Regions from separate parts of the Homo sapiens genome. Here region 1 is linked to region 2. A link is an interaction called in ENCODE POLR2A ChIA-PET data of the cell type or tissue named here. Cell type or tissue: B cell. All regions are shown on one strand. Each heading gives the region's core, and the rest is flanking DNA. Links, peaks and the distances in the headings are about the cores only.

Evidence for each region. ChIA-PET counts read pairs that join two places held together with the same protein. Peaks named below come from ENCODE experiments on the same cell type or tissue, not always from the same donor. Only the 100,000 strongest peaks of a DNase experiment are listed, where the experiment ranks them.
Region 1: POLR2A ChIA-PET joins it to region 2 with 5 read pairs; 2 of 35 experiments call an interaction of 5 or more read pairs at or near these places.

The regions. Positions count from the first base shown.
Region 1 is chr1:94,792,739-94,799,775 of GRCh38, reverse strand. All of the region lies in intron 1 of SLC44A3-AS1 (SLC44A3 antisense RNA 1), which reads left to right. Among named protein-coding and RNA genes, the nearest start is that of SLC44A3-AS1, 24 kb to the left of the region's middle. RefSeq lists a silencer at 7,022-7,037. In B cell, for the core only: no CTCF peak of the experiment used is centred there; a DNase peak (open chromatin) is centred at 4,105; H3K4me3 peaks cover 903 bases.
Region 2 is chr1:95,062,735-95,069,771 of GRCh38, reverse strand. It overlaps ALG14 (ALG14 UDP-N-acetylglucosaminyltransferase subunit), which reads left to right. Exons shown (of 4, transcript NM_144988.4): 2 at 4,755-4,906. ALG14-AS1 (ALG14 antisense RNA 1) reads right to left here. Exons shown (of 2, transcript NR_132786.1): 2 at 2,227-2,728. Among named protein-coding and RNA genes, the nearest start is that of ALG14-AS1, 4.7 kb to the right of the region's middle. In B cell, for the core only: no CTCF peak of the experiment used is centred there; no DNase peak of the experiment used is centred there.

The DNA.
Region 1 (7,037 bases), core at 1,147-6,146, 270 kb after region 2:
AGAAATAATTAAATTATTCACTCAAGAACACTTTACACAGTTATTAAAATATTTTTGAAAATTATATGATAGCATGGTACACACTTTTCATATAATATCAAGTAAAAAAAGTGATTAATTGTGTCTATAAATTGTCTAAAGCAATCTAAGATTACAAAGAAAAAGACTGAAAGGAAATATGCTAGTGTGTTAATAATGGACTTTGAGAAACAATAGATGATTTCTAAATCCTTTTTTTCCGTGCATTTCTGTAATTCCCCATTTTCTTTAATAATGAGTCTCCCCACCCACACACAAGGCCATTTAAGGTCCCTGTTTTTAACTCATGGATAAACACAAAGGACAACTCAGTTTGAAGTGTTCTTTGGACATGATGTCATCATCATTTCATGAGAAATGGAATCGTCTAAGGTATGATACTGAGACAGAGAGTCGCTTTCAGGCCTGTATAATGGGACAATTTAATACAGATTTCTGCTAGTAGACTCTAGACTGATAGAGTGAGAGAAAGCAGAAAACCTTTTACGGAAGGAGATTGGAAAGCAAAATCTTTGTACCAGCCTCTGAAGTCACAGAAAGAATTCCACAATCAGGGAAATGAAATTTCAGAGCAGAGTTCATTGCCTGATTGGGCAAAAGACCCTCAAACCGAATTTCTTGAAAGAAGTAAGCACAATCCAAGGAGAACATGTTGTTACTCTCATTCTAAGTATTGTTTTTTTAACCTAAAGTTATCAAAATAAAGACACTTTAGAACCCTAAGAGAAAATTATATACTTTTAATTTTTATGCTGTCTTGTCTTTTTCTGATTATAAAATTTAAATATACAAAATGTATAAAGAAGGAAATGAAATTTGCTCGTAATCCCAGCACCCAGAGAATGGCCACTGTTAAGATTTTCTGATGTGAAATCTCTCATTCTCTCTCTGGTATAGATAGAACTAATATTTCTTTTGTGCTTACCAAATGCTTGACACTGCTTGGAGAATTTTACCTGTATAAACTCAGCTCATTCTCACAACAATCTTCTGAGGTAGGTACAAGGATTATCTTGTGAAGTTCAGTTTTTTGACCAAGATGGTGTAACTGGGAAGTTGCAGAGCCGGGAAGTTGCAGAGCTAGGATGTGGGAACCCGGAAGGTCATGCTTTGCCTGTACTCCTAACTTCTCTTTTCTATGGCTTAGATTTATTATAAATACAGTACACATTTCCCAAAATGAGATTATGCTGTGCCTAATGTTTTGTACTGTAACCTGCTTTTTCTTTTGATGTATCTGAACATCATTCCAAATCAATAGATATCAATCCATTTCATTATTCTTAATGTCTGCGTTGTATTTTGCTTCATGGATAATGTATTTAACTGTAATTCATACGGTTGGATATTTTGAAGTTTTCACTGTGAAAAACAGCAGTGACGTGTACATCTTTACATGCAAATGTGCATTTGAGAGGTTATTTCAAAAGAATAATTTCTCAGAAGAGTAAACACCCAGATCAAAGTGAAGCTTTTCAAGGCTGCTGCCAAAGGGCCCTTGGGAAAAATTGTGCCAATTACATTGCCACTAGCAGCCCAGGGGAGTGTGCTTTTCTCAACATTCTAGAGTGTTTTTCAAATCTTTTGACTCACTGGAAGACATACATTTTGTATAGTGACCCACTTACACACACACACACACACACACACACACACACAAGTATAACTGAAATAAATTTTCATATTTTCCTGACTAGGCGCAATAAATTTTCTCTCTTTTCTCCTCTTCCTTTTCTTTTCAAAAACATTTTTTAAAATACCAGATACGGTGGGGTTAAGTTCATGATCCATGAATGGGTAGTAACTCATGGTTTGAAAACACACTCTGTTAATGCTTGGATAGTAGGATTCTTTTTAGTATTTGCCTATTTGACAATATGAGATGATGACGAGTTATTATCCTATTCTTTAATCACTAGAGAGGCTGAGTATTTTGGAAAATTATATTTTTGGAGAGAGTAAACTAGAGTTCATTGTTTCTCAACCTTTAGTGCAATTAGAATTTTTAAAAAGAATCCTTTAATTAATTTCTGGACCAAATAATCTCTAGATTATTTGGCTCAGGTATCAAAATTTGTGGCTAAGGCTGAGAACACATGCCATAGATTACTAAAATTCTTTTAACTGTTCAAATAGACTCTGTTTTTGCCCTTTAAACACCACATATTTTAAAAACATCATAGTCATCTGAAGGTTAATTCAGGGTTAAGTATGGAGTTAGGGAAGGATTCTAATTTTGACTTATGAACTGTTAGCTGCATAAATCACAGTTTTTAAAATCCAGTGCATATTTGGGTCTTATTCAGTGGTAAATTATGGTGAAGAGATTCACATTATGGGAGATAGTTTCGATTCTCATGAATATAATTATACTGTGGGAGAACCAAGGTACTATTTAGTATTTCAGAGTTCCATCAGATAGAGAGTTCCAGTTGCCTACTGGAAATTCTACCTAGATGGTCCTCTGAAACCCCAAATTTAATGTGTCTTGCCAATAGAGTTCTTAACTCCCTCCTGCCTTTTCCCAAACCCATCTTCCTTCCTCTGTTTATGGCCCAGTGGACAATAATATGCTTTGCAATAAGACAGAGGTTTCTTTACATTGTGGATACTGGAAATGTACCATTTGGTGGCCCAAGCCAGCCTGCAGTAATGCGGATGGGGGTGAGGCAGTAGTCTGCTGGCCTGAGCCCTGACCACTGGGATTTCAGCTCTGAAAGCTGGAGAACGCCAGCCTGGGACAGCGCTCCCTCCCTCTCCCCATTTTCTTTCTTTTCTTTTCATACAGAATCTTGCTCTGTTGGCCAGGCTGGAGTAAAGTGGCAGAATTATAGCTCACTGCAGCCTCAAACTCCTGGGGTTCAGTGATCCTCCTGCCTCAGCCTCCTAGACCTACAAGTGCATGCCACCACACCTAGCTATTTTTTTTTTTTTTTTTGTAAAGACCCTGGCCTCAAGTGGTTCTCCTATCTCGGCCTCACAAAGTGCTGGGATTATAGGCATGAGCCACGGCGCTCGGGCCCTCTTCCTGTTTTTTTGTTTCTCTGTTGTGCATGGAGAGGACTGCAGGATAGAACAGACACTCACAGGTGGTTCTTAGAGGACCAGCCTCTGGTACACAGGACTGCAGTGGGGACATAAAGACAGCGGAGTAGTGAGTCTATAGCAGATGTTATCTGAATGACTGGAAGAGGTGAGAGATTTAAATGACTTCCCAAAGGGCTGGACAAATTGATGCACGGCAGGTGACTAAGAGGAGCTGGGGTTGAGTCAAAGGTGACCATTCTGGTCTTTCTACAGTGTTTGTCCTTGGTGTGCTATTGGTCATACTGGCAATTCCCATGTCTCCAGGTTTCTCTATTACTGCTCCTTTAGAAGAGTGCCAGAGTAGAAAAAGCTTTAACCTTGAGCAAGTTATCTAACCTTTCTATTTCATCTATAAAATGGAGTAATAATATACTGTTGGGTCTGTGAAGTCCCAGCACAGGGCCAGGCCCTTGATAGGCACTAAATAAACGACAGCCCTTTAGAAGGAGCCAGCTGTGATGGTCAGGATCAGACCCTCTCCACACATCCAGGTAGGCAAGTGCCCGAGATCTCAGATGGTCAAGTGGAGTGCCCGGCAAGGGGGCTGGAGAGTGGTGGGGTGGTGGGTGGGCTGTGAGTCAGCCCATGGTCCCTGTCATATTCTCCTGCGGTGTCCAAAGTGCTCCCCACTAGAGCAGCACAGCTCTGCAGAGATGCAGAAGAACAGTTACGGATCCAGTCAGATGATGGATCAGCTGTTCGGCTTTTACCTGCTGTTCACCCAAGTTTACCTACTTAGAAAGAGAAGACTACCAGCAACCTAGAGAAAGAATAGAAAGTCCAGCCACCTTCCAGGCTTTGAGTCTCAGATTATGGGAGTGTGGATTTTCCTCTGGTTGTCCATGGTCACTAGAGGTCAATGATCAAGTCATCCAACCCAGACATCGTTATTTAGAGCTGGAAAACAGAAAACAAGGGAGCACTACATCCTGTTGGGTCACATCCTGTTCACGATGACAGGAAGCAGGGCAGCAGACCAAGACGGGTAGAAAAACATGACGCTTACAAGGCATTTGCACGCTAGATGTGCACGTGTGTTTTGGTATACAGTTTTTAAAGACACTGTGAATCAATGCCCATATTACGCTTTTGGAAATTCTCAAGTTTCTTGTCAAATAAAATTGGCTAAAAGCCAAGTCTTTATTATCTGACTGTGCTGGGCCTAAAACCATGCCAATTTAAGAAAGAGAAAAATATCCTATTTGCCATCTGAAAACTGATCACAAAGGCACTGAGTGTTTCCCGCAGGAATAGAAATGCAATGTTGGGAAATCTCAGTTACACTCCTAGTGAGTATGAGGTTGTGAGTCTTGCCTGGAAATGGGAAGGTTGTTGCCTTTCTCAAAGGGAAGGGATGGATTATCCCAGCCGTGGGCACCCCATAGTACATTGCCTGAGAGGCATCAGGCTGGTGTGGAATTGCAGGCACACAACCCCCCTTGCCTGAACATAATGTGTCTTTCCTTCATTCAGCTTTTTAGACTCAGGATGGCAAAACTCCCGTCCGGCCCTTTCCCTTCACCTCCACTGATTTCATTCATTTTCCCTTTCTTCTTCTCTCCCCTTCTCTTCTGTGTGTTTTGGGAAAGATAATGGCTGCATAATGGCTCCCAGGCTGCTTTTTATGGGGTTGGGATTAAGGAGAAAGTGCCATCTCTTGGGTTTTAGGTTGATAATTAGCATCCTTCAGGAAGTTCTATGAGAAACCCCCTCCAGTTCTGGACTTTCTGCTAATTCAGGACTGCAGTGCTTCTAAGATATCTCAAGCATTCAGGATGGTGGTTCTCAAACTTGCGGATTATTGATCCCAGTAACCTGTCTTTAAGGTTTAAAAACCATGTATTTTGCAATTTGTTCTCAATGGCTTGCTGGCTTTCTTCTTGGGTTTCTTTTCATTCCTGGTAAGTAATTGTGCTAGAAATGGGCCACAGTCACTAGGAAATTGTCTCTTAGGGTCATCCATGCATCATAGGACTGGATGGGAGGGAACCTGGTAGGTAGGTAGGTCTGCTAAAGTGTTTGCCTGTCGTTCAGTAATTTTAGATGTTACTGCTTAGAAAAAGAGATAGAAAAGAATAATATTGACTGCTAAGATCTACACATGGGGAGTAGGGCTTTTATTCTAAAAATTTTGAATTATTGAAATCCAGCACAAATGTGATGCATAATTTTTATCCCAAAATAAAATTGTGTTTTCATTTGTGCATGTCACCTGCTAGTTCTTGTGATGTGGACATTTTTTTAACCTATTTAGAGTATTATCATGAATATTTTAAATTTTCACCTAAATTTACGTATTAGAGATTAAAAAAAAAAAAGAAAATGGGCTGGGTGTGGTGGCTCACGCCTGTAATCCCAACACTTTGGGAGGCCAAGGCAGGCAGATTACCTGAGGTCAGGAGTTCGAGACCAGCCTGGCCAAAATGGTGAAACCCCTTCTCTACTAAAAATACAAAAAAATTAGCCGGGTGTAGTGGTGCGTACCTGTAATCCCAGCTACTCGAGAGGCTGAGACAGGAGAATCTCTTGAACCCAGGAGGCAGAGGTTGCAGTGAGCTGAGATCACGCCACTGCACTCTAGCCTAGGAGGCAGAGTGAGGCTCCGTCTCAAAAAAAAAAAAAAATAGAAAATAACAATTAGACCTACTGTTGGTGCTGATGGATGAAGCAGCAGAATGATGACAGTAAGCAGTGGCTTTCCTGCCTGGCTTTGCCTTTGGGGCCTTCAACATTTAGTATTTCAGCTTGGCCTCTAAAAAAATGGGAGCTTACGAATAGCTACCTTACAAATATATTAGGTGGAAAAATCACTGGTGTGTGATTTTGGGGCCACCAAGATGCAAATATGTAGTATCAAATGCATCAATACGGACAAAGGGTTCCAATATCTGGGCAGGCCACCAGGCAGAACTGCCTCCTTCAGTTGTTTATGTCATTCACTTCTTTCTTTTCTTTTTTCCCTCAGTTTTCAGCCATTCCTTCCTCAAAATCCTGCTCAAGTCTAAGAGCAAGGATCCTACTTGCTAACTGCCGTGTGCTAGGCAGGGTGCTAAGCACTTTATTCATGTATCTAATTTAGTCCTACTACGCCACGAGAGAGATACCATCATCCACACTTTACAGATGAGCAAATGGAACCGCTAGTTAAGAATCTTGCTCAAGGTCACATCGGTAGTAAGGGATGGAGCCAGTGTTCTCACACAGATATTTGCAGTCAGCCCTTTCTAATTACAGATCAGGCTCTTTTGCAACACTGCACTGCCTTTCAATGTGGAGCCTGGGAGAGAAATGACAGAAAAAGATGTGTTAGAGTGGACTGTTTATTCTTTGAATGATCTCTGTCTCTCTCTTTTTGTTTATTTTTCTTTTGTTTTTGATGCTTGAATTTACTGTCACTGCCTACAAACTGGGGACATTCATTATTGGATATTACTGGTTAGAGAGTATGGTTTTATGTAATAAGGAAAGGAATTTCAGAAATGTAAACTGCAGGAAAAGAAACACAGCAAATTTCCAGATGTCTGGGTTCCTTTTTTTTTCCTTTTGTAAATGATTTGGTTGGTTCTATTTGGAATGAAAGTTAACTGCCTAGAGGATAAAAATATCCTCTTTTGTAGTTTTTACCTCGAACAGCAACAAGAACATATTATGTGTTTTCATGGAAAGATCTATTTTTAGAGAGAATGCAAGCCACCCTCAGCCCTGTGAGTAATAACTGTTTGGCACAATGATACTTACAATAGATAATCACTCTAAGTCCTTCTTTGAAAGCCTGCCTTATGAATTGTTTTTATTACATAATTTGTACGTGTTATTTTTGATTCATGAAACCTCATTTAATTAAAAAAAAACCCAAAGGATATATGTATAGAGCTTTGGGAATTCCTTTTACTTCCTGTATAATGATTCAC
Region 2 (7,037 bases), core at 759-5,758:
GGCAAGCCTCAGGGGAGTATGGGACTGAGAGACAGAGGACAGGAGAAGGCCAGAGAAAAATTTTTGCTTCTAAGGCCTTCATTTTGGGATATTATTTTCTAAGTCCCAACACTACTATTGATTACACACTAAGGGATTTGTTTAACATTCTGGTATAAGGAGGTAACAATCACAAAGGCCTCTATCTCCAATGTCATTTAGTCTAGGTTTGAATAAAGACTAGGGAATCTGGTTAATGTATAACATCTCAACACAAAGGTCAGGAAGCAACAGACATACACCAAAGAGAAAAAGCCATGTTACATGAGTCAGTTTCCAGGGCTTAGCTTTTCCCCTTGGCATAATAAATTTGGAAGGTCTTGACATTTTCTTTTCTTTTTACATAAGCATTTAATAAATGGTTACTGTTATTAGTCTTGGTGGCAAAAGGAGCTTTTGAAGTTTTGTTTTGGTTTTTGTTTTTAAGACAGACTCTTGTTATGTACCCAGGCTTGCCTCTAAATCCTGGGATCAAGCGATTCTGAGACAGCCTCCCGAGTAGCTGGTACCACAGGCACGTGCCACCGCACATGACTTATCTTTTTCAGTGGAGAGTCACCCACTTCAAGCCTGCATTGTCAAAAGAATGTCTTGACAAAGACCGAAGTAGAGAAACAAATAGGAGCCTTTTGAATATTTCAGATAAGGATGTGAAAAGAAGGTGATAGCACTTGGAATGGCCAGAGTTGAGAGACTGGAGTCTGACTGGAGTGATAGGTGTGGGGCTGGAGAAAAGCAATCGCATTCAGATGAGATTGGAAGATTTTAGGAGTTAAATCCACAACTGTGGATTGAAAGTAGAGGATGTGGGAGGGAAGGACTGAAGGGTGATTTCCAGGTTTCTGACTTGAACAAATGGATGGATGTTAGAACCATTCACTTGATAGTGTTACATTTGGTGGACTAGAAACCAAAATTAAGGTTGATAATTCACCTGGCAAATGGTGCCTTCATTCAGATTATTGAGGGTAGGAAGGTATCAAGGGCCTGAAAGAACCATGCCAATTAAAGGAAGACTTGTAATCAAATAAGCAGTTTAATAGTTCATGCCCAAAATTTTGGAGGAGGCAGAAGGCATTTTCAATATTTACCTTGAAGACCAAGCGACATTTACTCTTTAGATATCATAAAATATTATTAGTAGGCCAGGCACTGTGGCTCACGCTTGTAATCCCAGCAATTTGGGAGGCTGAGGTAGGTGGATCACCTGAGGTCAGGAGTTCAAGACCAGCCTGGCCAACATGGCAAAACCCCATCTCTACTAAAAAATACAAAAAAATTAGCTGGGCATGGTCGCAGGTGCCTGTAATCCCAGCTACTCAGGAGGCTGAGGCAGGAGAATCGCTTGAACCCAGGAGGCAGAGGTTGCCGTGAGCCGAGATCACGCCTGGGCAACAGAGCAAGACTCCATCTCAAAAAAATAAAAAATTATTAGTAGATCACTTCTGTTCAGAGAACATTTGCCAAAACTACTTTTCTTTGAAACATAATACAGCCTTCTTAGGCAAATGTTAGATTTAATATCAAACATTCATTCTTTCATTCAATAGGACAGCCTGCTATTTCTAGGAATAGGAGGTACAGCAGTAACAAACACAAATCCCTGCCCTCATAGTATGGTGCTTGCCTTCTAGTGAGGCATGGATAGAGGGAGATAAAAAGCAAAACAAATAAATAGACTACATAGTAAGTTATGCAGTGATAAACACTACGATTTGGGGAAGGGGCATTGCTTTTTTATGAAGATTGTCAGGGAAAGCCTTCTTGGGGAGATGACAGCCAACAGCAAGGAGGCTAGAGTGATTAGAGTAGACTGAGTAAGCGGGGAGGAACAGGAGATGAGCTCCAAGAGGGAACATAGTTGAGGTCAGAGTATAAGAAGCCTTTTATTTCACATGAGACATGAAGCCACTGGAGGATTTTGAGCAGAAGTAAATAATTTGATCAACTCGAATAGGGTCACACGGGATGTTATGTTGCGATAGACTGAAGGGGAAGTGGGTCAGGGAACAGATCAAGAAACTGTTCATAATCCGTATGAGAGGTGATAGTGGCCTGGAGCAGGGGAGTAGCAAAAGAAATGGTGAGAAATGATTGGATGCTGGATGTATTTTAAGGTAGAACTTAGAGATTCTTATTCTCAAAAAAAATGTATCAATAAAAGAGTAAAATGGAAGACAAAATCCATCATTTTAATGACTTTATTCAGTAACAAGTTTAAATTTTCAGTGAATATACTGTCAAGCTAAATAACAGAGAGAGATTCTCCAAAGATAATAAGTGTATTCAAGAGTAAGCATTGTAGTGTGGAACACACATGCCGAGTAAACTATGGGCACATTCAAAGAGGCAAGGGAAGACAGCAATTTTTAAAGCTAAAATGGGGAGGGTTACATAAGTTGTTTTGAAACAATTATCCTTGCTTACAGGGATCAATAATAAGGGTGGCATCAGTCCAAGGTTAGGCAGGCAACTGCTGGGCAGATGTCCTTGCAGAAGTTTTTTTTTGCATAAGGTTGCAGTGGCCTTTGTACAAGGTTGTGGTTTTGGTATAGTCTTTTGTAACAGTTCTTGTTTTCAGGCGATTGAGCATTAAGAACCCTTCCTTCATGGCCTTTCCCAGCTCCATTTTGTCACAAGTGACTCTATTTTTATCCTGACAACTTTCACAGTATTCAATGAGGGTTTCCTTAAAAAATAAAAATAAAAATAAAAAGTTTAAAAAAGGAAATAAAAGACTATTAAAGCAGGTATAATGAAGTTTTAATTGTAGTGGAAGATGTTGTGGATATTAGGTTTTATCCTTAATTATTCCAGCTGTGAAAACAAATACCTACTTGGAGTACCACCACTTGTTTTTTTTTTCTTTTTTGAGACAGAGTCTCGCTCTGTTGCACAGGCTGGAGTGCAGTCTCAGGTGATTCTCCTGCCTCAGCCTCCTGAATAGCTGGGATTACAGGCATGAGCCACCGCACCTGGCCTAACTTTTTTGTTTTTTTTCGAGGCTAAACCAAAGATACTAAAATGAGTATAAACCAGATGTGTAAATTATATGCCCCAGTCAAGAAGATGGGTGACAGGTTATAAAGCTAATGTATGATTTTAATTCCTGAAATTCACACTAAATCTATGCCAAATTTGTTTCTATATATAATTCCTTCTGGGATCTAGAACGAAATCCTTTCCTTTCTACTATTAAAAAAAAATGTGGGCTTGGCATGGTGGCTCACGCCTGTAATCCCAGTACTTTGGGAGGCCGAGTGGGTGGATCACCTGAGGTCAGGAGTTCAAGACCAGTCTGACTAATGTGGTGAAACTCTGTCTCTACTAAAAATACAAAAATTAGCCGGGCGTGGTGGCACACGCATGTAATTGCAGCTACTCGGGAGGCTGAGGCAGGAGAGTCGCCTGAACCTGGGAGGTGGAGGTTGCAATGAGCCGAGATCACACAATTGTATTCCAGCCTGGGCAACAAGCGTGAAACTCCACCTGGGGGGAGGTGAGGGGGTGGAGGGAATTTGTGTTGGGGGAAAACTCATGTTTAATTTATCTTTGTTTGTGTTCTTGTATCACTATATACTCTTTCTTACAACAATAAGGGAGGTGGGGTGGAGGAAGCCTTGTAGGTAGGGGGAGCAGCATGACCAGAGGCAAGGAGTGAGTAACGAATAAGGTGAATGCAGAGAATGTTGAAGACATCAACCTGACTGAGGCAGAGAGCTTGTGAAACGAGACTGAAATGGGTGTGATAGGGCTCCTTGATAAGGAGTTTGACTGTTGTGCTTAAATCGTTTATAGATAGGTAGATATTCTATTGTTGTTTTCATAAACAATGTTTTCATTGTCTCAATGAACATAGTTGATTTTTAAATTTATGCTTTCAAAATTAATGTATTAAAATTTTGGAGATTATATTATTTCAGAAACTGAACATTACTCATTTGGTGAAGCTGATAAATATTTGAGGACCTGCAGTGTGCTGAGACCTCTCATAGGAGCTGGGGTTACAGTGGTGAACAAAAGATGTTTCTTAGGAAGGCCCAAGCCCTGCTGATCAGCGCTCATGCCCCCTTCACCTTACTTCTCTACATAGAACCTTCAGTGACTGGCTTCCCTTTTCCCATCCTGCTTTCGTGCCTTATTTCACCTGTACCCTTCTTCCCAGTATTGCTATCACTCTTTGAACACATGTTTCAGATCTTGTCATCTCATGCCCTAACAATCCCCATCTCCACCCAGTGGCCTCCCTACTCCTATCTCTCCATTATCTTCACCTTTCAAGTCATCTCAGCCTTTTCCGGGGTTCTTCCTTATTTTTAAGGCATTGATTTTTCATAACCATTTGCTTACCCTTCACATTTTAGTTTTTCTTACTGTCTTGCATCTTCTTTGTCTTCATATATGTGTCTTGCCCCTTTCTCACCAGTCTTCTTGATAGCAAGAGCTATGTCTTATACTGTTTTGTGCCTTCCTTAGTACCTACTGCTAGTGCTGATTTTATTTTTATACATGTATTATCTGCTTTTGATATAAAAGTTGTATTTATACGAGGGCATAGATTTATTGTTTTCAAATGTTCCTTGTGTCTTCTGAGAAATATACAATTACAGTGCCCCCCCACCCCCAACCTGAAACCATGATATTGGTATAACATGGTCAAATGGATATGTCCATTGTGGGTTTCTTAATCTTAGGACTTCTGATATTTTTTCCAGGTGGGCATACCACTGAGATCCTGAGGCTGCTTGGGAGCTTGTCCAATGCCTACTCACCTAGACATTATGTCATTGCTGACACTGATGAAATGAGTGCCAATAAAATAAATTCTTTTGAACTAGATCGAGCTGATAGAGACCCTAGTAACATGGTAAGTGACAATTTCTATTTCTAAGAAAATTACAAGTTGCACATTGAGTTTAATTGTCTCTAGTAATAATCTCATGGCACTTCAGTGCCCTACCCACAATGGGCAGTCAAATGTTTGCTGGTGATGAAATACATTTCCTTTGCTACCAAAAGATATGAATTTCTATAAAATAAATCTTCAAATTAAAAAATGGTTGCTTAGCACATCAAAAAGTTTATCCACCATGATCAAGTTGGCTTCATACCCGGGATGCAAGGTTGATTCAACATACGCAAATCAATAAATGTAATTCATCACATAAACAGAACTAAAGACAAAAACGACGTAATTATCTCAATAGACACAGAAAAGGCCTTTGATAAAATTCAACATCCTTTCGTGTTAAAAACTGTCAATAATCTAGGTATTGAAGGAACATACCTCAAAATAATAAGAGCCATATATGACAAACCCAGAGCCAATATCATACTGAATGGACAAAAGCTGGAAGCATTCCCCTTGAAAATTAGCACGAGACAAAGATGCCCTCTCTCACCACTCCTATTCAACATAGTATTGGAAGTTCTGGCCAGGGCAATCAGGAAAGAGAAAGAAATGAAGTGTATTCAGATAGGGAGAGAGGAAGTCAAATTATCCTTGCTTGCAGATGACATGATCCTATATCTAGAAAATCCCATTGTCTCAGCCCAAAAACTTCTTAAGCTGATAAGCAACTTTAGCCAAGTCTCAGGAAACAAAATCAATGTGCAGAATCACTAGCATTCCTATACACCAACAACAGGCAAGCCGAAACCCAAATCATGAATGAACTCCCATTCACAATCACTGCAAAAAGAATAAAATACCTAGGAATATAGCTAACAAGGGAAGTGAAGGACCTCTTCAAGGAGAGCTACAAACCACTGCTCAGTGAAATCAGAGAGGACACAAACAAATGGAAATACATTCCATGCTCATGGATAGGAAGAATCAATATTGTGAAATGGCTATACTGCCCAAAGTAATTTATAGATTCAATGCTATTCCCATTAAACCACCATTTACATTCTTCACAGAATTATAAGAAACTATTTTAAAATTCATATGGAACCAAAAAGGAGCCCAAATAGCCAAGACAATCCTAAGCAAAAAGAACAAAGCTGGAGGCATCATGCTACCTGACTTCAAACTATACTACAAGGCTACAGTAACCAAAACAGCGTGATACTTGTACAAAAACAGATACAGACCAATGGAACAGAATAGAGAACTCAGAAATAAGACCACACATTTACAACCATCTGATCTACAAACCTGACAAAAACGAACAATGGGGAAAGAATTTTCTATTTTGCAAGGAGTTGAACTGGCTAGCCATATGCAGAAAATTGAAGCTGGATTCCTTCCTTACACTTTATACAGAAACTAACTCAAGGTGGATTAAAGACATAAATGTAAAACCCAAAATTATAAAAACCCTAGAAGAAAATCTAAGCAGTAGTATTCAGGACACCAGCATGGGCAAAGATTTTATGATGAAAATGCCAAAAGCAATTGCAACAAAAGTAAAAATTGAAAAATGTGATCTAATTAAACTAAAGAGCTTGTGCACAGCAAAAGAAACTCATCAGAGTGAACAGACAACCTACAGGATTGGAGAAAATTTTTGCAATATGTCCATCTGACAAAGGTCTAATATACAGAGTCTACAAGGAACTTAAACAAATTTACAAGAAAAAAACTGTTATTAAAAAGTGGGCAAAGGACATGAACAGACACTTCTCAAAAGAAGACATTCATGCAGCCAACAAACATATGAAAGAAAGCTCAACATCACTGATCATTAGAGAAACGCAAATCAAAACCACAATGAGATACCATCTCACACCACTCAGAATGGCGATTATTAAAAAGTCCAGAAACAACAGATGTTGGTGAGGTTGTGGAGAAAAAGGAATGCTTTTACAGTATTGGTGGGAATGTAAATTAGTTCAACCATTGTGGAAGATAGTGTGGCGATTCCTCAGAAATCTAGAGGCAGAAATACCACTTGACCTAGCAATCCCATTGCTGGGTATATACCCAAAGGAATGTAAATCATTCTGTTGTAAAGATACATGCACACATATGTTCACTGCAGCACTATTCACAA